Regions from separate parts of the Homo sapiens genome. Here regions 1 and 3 are each linked to region 2. Evidence: chromatin loops called from intact Hi-C (ENCODE). Cell type or tissue: mammary epithelial cell. All regions are shown on one strand. Each heading gives the region's core, and the rest is flanking DNA. Links, peaks and the distances in the headings are about the cores only.

The links. A loop is a pair of places that touch in the nucleus more often than their neighbours do. Peaks named below come from ENCODE experiments on the same cell type or tissue, not always from the same donor. Only the 100,000 strongest peaks of a DNase experiment are listed, where the experiment ranks them.
Region 1: a loop joins it to region 2, with 5 times the contacts of the local background. A loop is called at or near these places in 4 of 110 quality-filtered maps.
Region 3: a loop joins it to region 2, with 5 times the contacts of the local background. A loop is called at or near these places in 5 of 110 quality-filtered maps.

Annotation. Positions count from the first base shown.
Region 1 is chr5:96,111,947-96,115,308 of GRCh38, forward strand. The region is part of intron 1 of LOC101929710 (a long non-coding RNA gene); the gene reads left to right. It also overlaps a transcript of CAST not described here. Among named protein-coding and RNA genes, the nearest start is that of MIR583, 34 kb to the left of the region's middle. In mammary epithelial cell, for the core only: no CTCF peak of the experiment used is centred there; a DNase peak (open chromatin) is centred at 1,815; H3K27ac peaks cover 1,688 bases.
Region 2 is chr5:95,857,137-95,860,498 of GRCh38, forward strand. LINC01554 (long intergenic non-protein coding RNA 1554) reads left to right here. Exons shown (of 3, transcript NR_026936.1): 3 at 1,668-2,997. Among named protein-coding and RNA genes, the nearest start is that of LINC01554, 6.6 kb to the left of the region's middle. In mammary epithelial cell, for the core only: a CTCF peak has its summit at 1,765 (motif pointing right); a DNase peak (open chromatin) is centred at 1,935; H3K4me3 peaks cover 637 bases; H3K27ac peaks cover 1,237 bases.
Region 3 is chr5:96,173,401-96,176,762 of GRCh38, forward strand. All of the region lies in intron 1 of LOC101929710 (a long non-coding RNA gene), which reads left to right. It also overlaps a transcript of CAST not described here. Among named protein-coding and RNA genes, the nearest start is that of MIR583, 96 kb to the left of the region's middle. In mammary epithelial cell, for the core only: a CTCF peak has its summit at 1,918; no DNase peak of the experiment used is centred there; H3K27ac peaks cover 120 bases.

The sequences.
Region 1 (3,362 bases), core at 373-2,872, 250 kb after region 2:
GTGCATTTTTTTAAACTTTATTTTATGTAGTTTTAAAACTATATATATTTTATATAGTTTTTTATAATTAGAAATGTTAATGAGTAGTTTTCTATTTATATTATTAGTTTAATAAAAGCTTCTTTTATACAATAAGAAAAATGGACTCAATTATTAATATATTCTCAGTTATTAATAATTATATTCTAAATTACCAATTCTCAATTATTAATATTCAATCAATAATAATATGTTAATATATTCTCAATTATTAATATTCTGAGAGGTGTGTCTGGGGAAAGCCAGTGGGAATATATTACCTAATTCAGGACTCCATTTTGTCCCCTAGCAGCTATACAAATTGCAGGCATAGTGATCCTGCCTGGGAAGTAATAACCAGCCTTGTAAACTGGAACCTACTGAGTGAAAGTAAACATCAAATCATGGCAAAGATTGGTTGGCAATTACTGTAAATAAAAAATGGAACCTATTATATTGTGATTGCTTACTCCCATATCCTCCACTAGGAGGATAAATTTTGTGAGAGCAGGGACTGTATTTGACTTATTTAAAGTTACATATATATATCCTAACTGTGTATAATACATAGTTGCTATTAAAGAAAAAATATTAAATGAATAACTGGGGTAAGTCATGAAGAGGGAAGCAGAAACGAGAGAAAATTGAACTATATTTAGAGATGTTCCTTCACTTACAAATGGGTTACATCCTGATAAACCCATTGTTAAGTTGAAAATATTGTATAAATGGAAAATGCATTTAATACACCTCAGCTACCAAATAGCATAGCTTAGCCTAGCTATGATGAGCTGAAATGTGCTCAGAACATTTATGTTAGCCAACAACTGGACAAAATCATGTGACAACATAGTACAATGTAGAGTGTAGGTTGTTTACCCTCATGATCATGCGGCTGACTGGGAACTGTGGTTCATTGCTGCTGTCCAGCATGGCGGGAGATGGAGAGAGATAATATCATATCTCTTTCTATTGAATGCACATCACTTGTGCACCATAGTCAAGTTAAAAAATTATGTCAGGGACCATCTGTATTTCCCAAATTTGTTTAGAATCCTCCTTGGTTTCTCCCATAGATGGTTGATCCCATCTAGAAGGGCTTATTAAGTACCAAAGAAAGTCTTAAGTTTTGTTTCAAAGTATTGATTTATCTCTACATTGACAGCATGCTTCTTAACAGCAGGCTAGAAATTGGATTGGTGGTTTCTTTTAGTCTTAGAACTAAGACTTCAGGGCAAAGATGTGGAATTTGAGACCAAATTATGTCCTTCACCTAAAATGCACCAAATCAAATAAATTGTCTCTAGGTAATCCTTGGCATGCAGGCCTGTCTATTTTATAGAGAGTGGGTAATCCAACCCCTTCCTGAAAGTGCCTATTTAATTTATCTGAATTAAGTGGGAACAACAAACAGAAGTGTTTGAACCACAAGATAAAGTAACTGAATTGCAAAGCCAGGAATGAGTCCAGGTTAGTAGACACACATTAGGAAATGCACTGCAAAATATAAAGTGGGAGTCTTGCACCTTTGCAAGGATTAATGCTTTGAAAATATGATAGCTCAGAGAAAAAAGAAAGTTTTAGGAACTTAGTGCCATTAGGAACTTAAGGCCATTTTCTAAAGCAGCCATTCTCACCCAGAGGGCAAAAGACGCCTTTCAGCTGGAGTGGCTTTTGCCATTGCCTGGTGCCAGGGAGCTGAAGCCTTGGCAGCTGGTTGTACACAGCTCTTTCCTTGCAGGAGTGCCAGTAAGGAGAGGCTTCCAGAGCATGTCTGCACAGGAGACCAGAGAGCTCAGGTTTTTAAGTTCTAAATAAGGAGATTTATTCTGACTAAGACTCCTCCTTAGTCAATCCTTGATGACTCCAGAGATGGCAGGGCTGTTAGTTTCGTTATGTTATTTAAAAGAGTGTGTTGAAGAAAATGTTAATTGATCCAGATGACTATGTGCATTATATCACAAAAGAAAGTTCATTTTTCACACTTTTGTCATCATCAGTCCCTCTATTTTTTATACTACTAGCCTGACCTCTTAGGCTCTTCTAGAATTTCAGAGAGCCAAGAAACATGTTTTTTAAAGTACCATTTTTCAACAATAAGTGTATGAAAATAAAAACAGTTTGATCATCTTCTCTCAGCAAAGGTAAAACATTTTTAGGCAGTAAGTAAATAGAAGGTTGTTTTAAGGTGCACTAAACCTGGGCAAGGAAAAGTATTCTGGAGACAAACAAGAGCAGGAGAGATAGTAGAAGCAGAGAAGAAATCTGGGTGGGATATTCTACAACCCTGTGACCCCTAGAGTGGTCTGTGGACCAGCAATGTCTACAACACCTGGCAGAATTCAGTCCTCTTATCCCTCCAACCCACTGAATCAGAATCTGATTCTTAAAAGGATTCCCAGGGGATTTGTATGTACATTGAAGTTTGAGAGCTCAGCTCTTGGAGCCCAGAGAGGAAGAGTTCTGAGTAAATCTGCCACCACTGAGGCTCTCAAACTTTGGTGAATATAGGAAACTCGTGAAAAGGTTACTAAAAAGGAGTGTTTACGGGTCAAAGAGGTTCTGATTCTATAGACTTGTGTGGTACCTTGAAAATCTGTATTTCTAACAAATTTTCCAGGGCTTCTGACACATATGATCATTGAACCACATGTTAAGAAACCTCTACTGCTGATTTCATGATTTAATGAAGGAAGACTATGCTTACTAAATAATACCCACTGAAGCAGCAGGCCATAAGAGGCTTTCTGCCTGGGAGAAGCGTAATGGAGTTGCCTGTCTAAGATATAGTTACTGGTTGCAGGGCCCCTAAGACCTCATCTTTCTAGACTGATCTGTGTTCTAATCACATTGAGCTCTCCAGTTTCCCAAAACTAGCCACATGCTTTGCAATGCTGTTTTCTCTGCTCAAGTTTCTGAGTCAGTTTGGATTCTTGTTTAAGGTATGTACTAGTGGTGTGACCTCAAGCAAGTGACTCACAATGTGTTACACTCAGTTTGCTCATATGTAAAATGGGTTCTGTAGTATCTGTCTCATGGGGTTATCGCAACAATTACAAGAGAAATGGCCCATGTAAAATATATAGATAGCAGAGTGTATAGCATTTAACAGATATTTAGTACATGATCATAACTATTGCTTGCATTCTTTCTTGTCTGAAGAACTCCCGTTTTTCCTCCAAAACTTAGTTGCTCTTTGTAAGTCCTTGACAAGCTCCCCACTACCACTATGAAGTTGCTCACACATCTGTGCTCTCAACAGTACTTAAACATTTCTCTCTGTGTCCCTTGTGATATGTTGTTATTCGTTCTCTTTCTTTCTGCTGAACTGTGAGCTCATCAAA
Region 2 (3,362 bases), core at 514-3,013:
TTACCCCACAACAGTTCTGCATGCTAGCTGGCGTTATTGCCACATTACAGTGAGGGGCCTTGGCGTCTTGGGTTCCTGAGAGATGACATTGCCATATGTGGCTCTTCACGACTGTCCCACAGGCCCTCAGCTGGAATGTGGCAGAACTGGGAGCTGAATCCAGGACAGTGGTTTCCTCATCTGCTCTAGCCAGGAGCAGGCCAGGCCACCCTTCTGGACACAGTCTATCCCACGTGGGGACAGACTGGCCAGCCCCAGCCCGTGGGTCTCAACGCGGCCAGAGCTGCTGTGAGAAATCTTGTTTGTTTTAGCCTTTGGAGTCCTGTCTGTTCTCTGACCTCTGACCCAGAACTGTGTGTTCCAACCACTTCCCAGTCTGTTGTCCTGGCTCAAAACAAAGTGAACGAAAGCTCTTTCCTCAAGCCCTGCTCTCATACTCCAGGGCTCTGTGAAAATGAGTGGTATGGGCACATGGCTGGTGAGTCACTGTGGCCCTAAAATGAGCGGGAAAATAGAGGGCAGGTCCGGGCCTCGCAGGGCACTAATGGCAGGGAAGCAGGAGGGTCAGCATCAGGAGCCTGGCCTTTGGCCCGCAGAGACCTGAGTCCTCCCCTTACTCCTGAGCTGTGTAACCTTAGGCAGGGAACTTACCCCTCTGGGCCTCAGTTTCCTCATCGGGAAAGCAGGGCTGATCATAGTGCATGGCTTATAGAGCAGTTTTGAGGATTTCATGAACAAAAAAACAAAGGTAAAGCACTTAGCCTTCTGCCTGGCATGAGTAAACCCTCAGGAAACTGTAGTTATTATTTAGTAGCCAGGAAAATACAGAACACTTAATCTGTTGGCTCCCTGGTGTTTCTCGAACTGTCAGCAAACACTTCCACATCACCAGCCAGCAGAGCCATTCATCAAACACCTTTGCCTTTGTCTGTCAGGCCTCCCACTTCAACAAGTGTCCCTGGGTTTAAGTCAGTAACCTCCTAGGCACGGAAAGTTGCCTCACGCATGTGACATGCGAGCACGTCTCTAAAGGGGCAGAGGATCTGGCAAAAACATAGACTCGCAACTTGTCTGTTTCCTGAGACACCCACAATTGGCCTCGTGGAAGTGGTTGACTTCTTCCCATAGCTGCCTGTGTCTTACTTCATCGCCTCCTCCAAGCCCAGGGCCAGCCCTGCCTGGCTGGGGGATCATGACAGTCTTTGTTCCCATATGGGCAAAGTCTTTTGAAAAGAGGGAAAGATCATTAGTTAGCTGTCAGCCTCCAGCGTGGTTAGGTCATGAGTAATTCTTCTAGAGAGCCAGAGCACTGGCAATTCATTTGGTCGAGAACGTTTTATCTACTTGAACGGCGTAGCGAGGAAATAAATGGAACAAGTTATATCAAAATCTCTGTCAACTGAACAATTCCTTACCAATCCAACAAGGAGTATGACGACGATGCCACTTTTCCTACCTTTGAGAGGTCATGCACAGACACCGCACATGAACACACCACATTATACCCCCCCCACCACAAATGGGTGTACCCCCTCTCCCCCCACATACTCACTGGTGCACATATACACGCCACACCACATTCTGTAGTGGGGAAAGGATCATGTGCAGCCTTAAGGGCTGGTTTGCGTAACGGGTGCATATTTCTGCTAGTGTTTTTGTTCTTGCAGTCAGGACTGGCCGTTGTCTGAAAGCAAACCTCAAGGACAGGACTTCTGGACTCCGCAGCCACTTCAGGCTGCTGCTCCATCGCATGAATTCCAGCAGGTGGCGCTGCACCCCGCGCGGACCCGGCTTGCCTCTCGGCCCCAGGGAGGTCGGTTGATGAGCAGTCGGGAAGTGGGTCTGCGCGCACCCCGCTGCAGCTGTGGCAAACGCAAACGATGACACACAGGCTTGACGAGGGCCTTTGTCAGAAGCAATGGGGATCTGGCGTCACCGCACAATGGAAAACAAAGTGCTTCTGCCTGGCTGGCCAGAATGCACGTTTGCTCACTATTGATGCTGGGGCATTTACAGGCAGAATGAGTTCATGTGAAATTTCAGGATCTGCCATGACTCAGATTCACTTTCTGTAAACCAGAGTCAACATTACATTTCCCTTTACTCTGGGCCATTCCTTGAATTTTTAGGTCACCAGTTGTTTTTGTACTAACTGAAGGGATTTGAGTATTTCACAAGCACCTTATTTTTATTAGCATTTTTAGGGCATTACCAATTTGGGACGGATCTGTAGTGTGAGAGATTGTTGTCACTCTTAGCTCCAAACATAGGTTGACTTTATATATTATTTACATGTTCAGAATTATACTGTGTAGAAATTCAAATGAAACTTGCAAAATACTTTTCTGGCAGGAAGCCCTGGAGAGGATCGTTCATGGAAACAAGGATGACGACTGGGGTAAGAAATGCAGGTGACTCGTGAGTGGTCAGGGAGTGGAAGAGAAGACGGCTGGAAGGTTTTAGCATTCAGAAAAAAAATGGAGACAACTAGAGTTGATCTGAAGATTATGGCAGAATTCAATATTGGGGGAAAGAAACAAGATGGGGGTTAGAAATTAGAAACAGCAGAGCTCCACAGGTTGGAAAGGTTGGAAAGGATTTGAGCAAGAGAACAAGGAGCCTGCTAATAGCACCCTGGGTTTACATCAAGAGAAGCACCTGGAGAGAATTAACTCGGGAGGAGGTGGGGGCATGGGAAACCTTTTCATCTCCAAGAGCGGGCAGGAACAGCAGCTGGCCTGAACTTGAAGGTACACCAGGTAGCTTGCGTGGGCCAGGAGAAGGTGATTCTCTTCTATGCCTCTCTCCAACGCCCTGCTTCTGATGCTGCTCCTCTACCTGTATTGAGGGGAAGATACATCCCTAAGAAGTTCCCTGAACCCCATTCTTTGTTGTGGCTAACTGGTCCCCTTGGAATTTTTCTACTAATTTTCAATTCCCCCTCTCACCTGGTGAAATCTTGAATCTTACTGTTCAATAAAAGTTCTTCTACCGAAATTTCTATACCACGTTGAATTTTTTGTGTTTCCTTTGTTTTTAGTTCTTTGGGAGTTTTACTTAGAAAAAAAAGCCTCTGGGGACTAGATAAGGAAGGAAACCTTCATGTGGACCCTCTTGAGCTCTGTTTTCTTTCCTGGCCTCACTGGTGTGGGCTCTCTGGCTGCCCTGCTGATCTCTTGCTTTACTGCATTTGGGTGAGGACTGAGGAGAGGGACAGGAGTGTATTCACTGGATACTATTCAGACTAAAGGATTAGATGTCGTAGGTGAATAAGCAAGAAAGCAAACACATAAACAAAACATCTGAACGTTTTCAATCCAAGTGGAGCAGAATTTAGCTTTTCCAGCTAAACTGCCCCACCC
Region 3 (3,362 bases), core at 373-2,872, 320 kb after region 2:
AAAAGTACACAAAGAACTGTCATCAGAATAATGGTACTTACAAGGAGCTTAATTGAAACTTGAAAGTTTAACATTTGGAGCAAAATACATAATAGAGTAACCCAATTGGAATACCCTCATGTAGTAATACCAGAAATTCTGAAAAATGTAAATAAACAGATAGATGTTATGACAGTATCTAAAGGATTGGTAACTATTTGGTACATGTGGTAGTAATTTACATTATATCGAGGTTTTCTTATAACTTCCTCTTTTGAACATAAAACATTCTGTTTGATGTTTGGGGTATTATTTTTATCATTATATTAGCTTAGGAATCTGAATCTCAGATAAATGAACTTTTTTTTTTCTTTTTTTTTTGTGAGACGGAGTCTCTGTCGCCCAGGCTGGAATGCAGTGGCGCCATCTCGGCTCACTGCAAGCTCCGCCTCACGGGTTCACACCATTCTCCTGCCTCAGCCTCCCGACTAGGTGGGACTAGGTGGCGCCCGCCACCACGCCCGGCTAATTTTTTTGTATTTTTAGTAGACACGGGGTTTTCCCGTGTTAGCCAGGATGGTCTCGATCACCTGACCGTGTGATCCTCCCGCCTTAGACTTCCGAAGTGCTGGGATTACAGGTGTGAGCCACCGCGCCCGGCCTGAACTTATTTTTTAAGTCATCTACTTGTTAAGTGACACATGAGTCTTGAACCCAGAGTTTTCACTTTTAATTTCATGAAGATAAAGAATCTGAGGAAGGTCCTCCTATCAAGCACAACATGGAGGAAGCTGTGCAAAGAGATGTTGAGATTCCCAGGAGCCTCTTTGGGCTGCCCAAACTTGCCAGTTTCCTTCTTTCTGGTTGTCTGGTCCATTTCCATTAAGGGAATTCCAGTTCTGATTCTTCTTGGGCCACACTTCTAGTTCAAGTTACTGCTATGAAGGATATTCTCCAATTTTCACAATTAGTCCATGAAACAATCATTAGACAGATATTTGTTGAGTAGCTGTGAACAAGGTCCTGCGCTGGGCGCTGCAATCATTCTTCCACTCCTCCGCAGACAGGAGGAGTTCGCCCTCTTGCTTATGTGGGGAAGGAAAGTCCAGTCAGAATCCTCTGTATGACAAGTCTACCACTAGTTGGATGATAAAGGTTTAATGTGCAGACACAGATTACAATTTTAGTTTTATAGGTTTCCCTCCTTGGTTAGAATTAGTAGTTTAATATTGGCACTGTTTTTTTGTTCTACTTTGTTTTAAGAATTTTTAGAAATGATACAGTTGTATACTCTCTCTTTCTAGCTTCTGGCTCATGATTTGTAATCTTGTTAATGTCTTTTCTAACCAATCAAAATAAGTAAAAATGTGTTTTTATAGTAGTGTTGCCATAGAATTAATGAGGCCTAACCATGTACAATCTCTGTGTGATTGGTCCCCAAAATAGTATTTGTGTGGTATTCTAACATTTCAGCAAATAATATATTTAAAGGTTTTCTTTTCAATCTTTAATGAAATCAAAAGCTTTCCTCCTCAATCTTTTTGTATTCATTTCAGATTTATCTAGGCAAACTGATATTAATAATTTTTATCAAGGTAATAGGTATACAATACTTTTTACTAGATTTTCTAATATATATGAAAACATATTTAACTTCAGATTTTTTAAACTAATCCAGAAGAAAAGCAACTGAAGTTTTTAAATTTAGAAGACATAGATTTTTCTTATTTTTATTATTGGTATTCTAATAGTATACTAAGAAAATGTAATATAAGCTACTTATAAAATAGTACATGCAATTAAATGAAGTCAGTGTACTACACTATAATAGTTTGTCATTGGACAGAACTCATCAGTTGGCCGGTTAGTACATGTGAATTTTGCATGAAGTACAAGGGACTTTCAGTTCTGGGCAACCAGTGCCAGTGAAAGTACCCTACTGGCCAAGATGGAAATTACTTTGATTTTGAGGTTCCTTGTTTCACATGCATTAAAAAAAATTATCGAGTATCTACTGAATGCCAAGGACTCATTTAGGCTCTGGAGGTATAAAGAACTAAATAAGACAAACAAGATCCCTGCTGTTATAGAAACTATTATTTAGTATGGAGAATTGAAAATAAACTAGTAAACACATAAATGATTGAGAGCATCTCAAAGAGATAGACATGTAATTTAGATGGTAAACAGGGCAATGGGCTATAAATTAATTGGGGTAACTTTACACAACGTTGGTCAGTGATGTCCTTTCTAAAAGCGTGACGTTGTTGCTGTGACCTGAATGACATGAAGCAACTATCTATGGAACAATGTGTGTTAGTGTTTCACATGGATGCCATGCATGTTTTTGTTTTAGTGGTTAGACTAGAGTGATGCTTCCACTCAGTGAGATAGAGCAGTATGTTTAAATATGTGTTAGTTTGCTCAAACTTTTGTGATGCTTTTCTAATACATCCTGGTTATTTTTCTTAAATATTCCTATTCCAGCACTAAGAGTACAGAGTTAATTCCTTTATGAGGTCCTGTTTGAAGTGCAACTGCTGATGTATAATTTCACAAACATCATTCCGCCTCTAGTAATGTTATTTCCTTGCAGCAATAATAGTCCAAGTGGGTAAGTGCTACCATAGCGGAAATTACAGGGAGCTAAGGGCTCGTCTAGCTCTATTTTGGAGGCTAGGTAAGGCTTTCTGAAATAAGAGGTTTCTAAACTGTGATCTGAAGGACAAAGAGAATTTTCCCAGGCCCAGGGAATAGGAGGACAAGACAGAAAAGTCTTCTACACAGAGGAACATGTGCAAAGGCCTTCGGAGAGAGAGAGAATGTGGTACATTTGGGGAACTGCCAATAATTTGCATTTGGCTGAAGTGTATAGTTCAAGAGATAAAGTGATAAAAGAGAAGGCAGTCTAGAGAAAGGAGCAGGAGCTGATTACAGATAAGCTTTGCTGAAGATTTTAGGCTGAGGAAAAGGACAACTTTTATTCATTAATTCAGCAAAACTTTATGAAGTGCCTTATGTGCTATGCACTGTTTTAGGCACTGGGAATACATCAGTGAACAGACAGAAGTCCCCACCTTCATTCTGTCTACATTCTAGGGGGCAAGGTAGATAGCAAACTAAGAAATTCTTAGGTAAGATGCCAAGTTTTTGAGGATTTTTGAGTTTGATGCAATATGGAAGCAATTTTTCAACTGGTAACACTTGAGAAGTCACAGGTTAACACCAAAGAATATGTATATTTTTGACAATGCCACTTGAGATTTTGGCATACTTTCACTTTTCTGAGTGAAACTAAACTAAAAGTTTGTCAGTCACAAGGACTGGCTTTTCTTTCTTCCTGAGCCCCTTCTGATAAGGACCTTTTCATAACCCTGTATCGC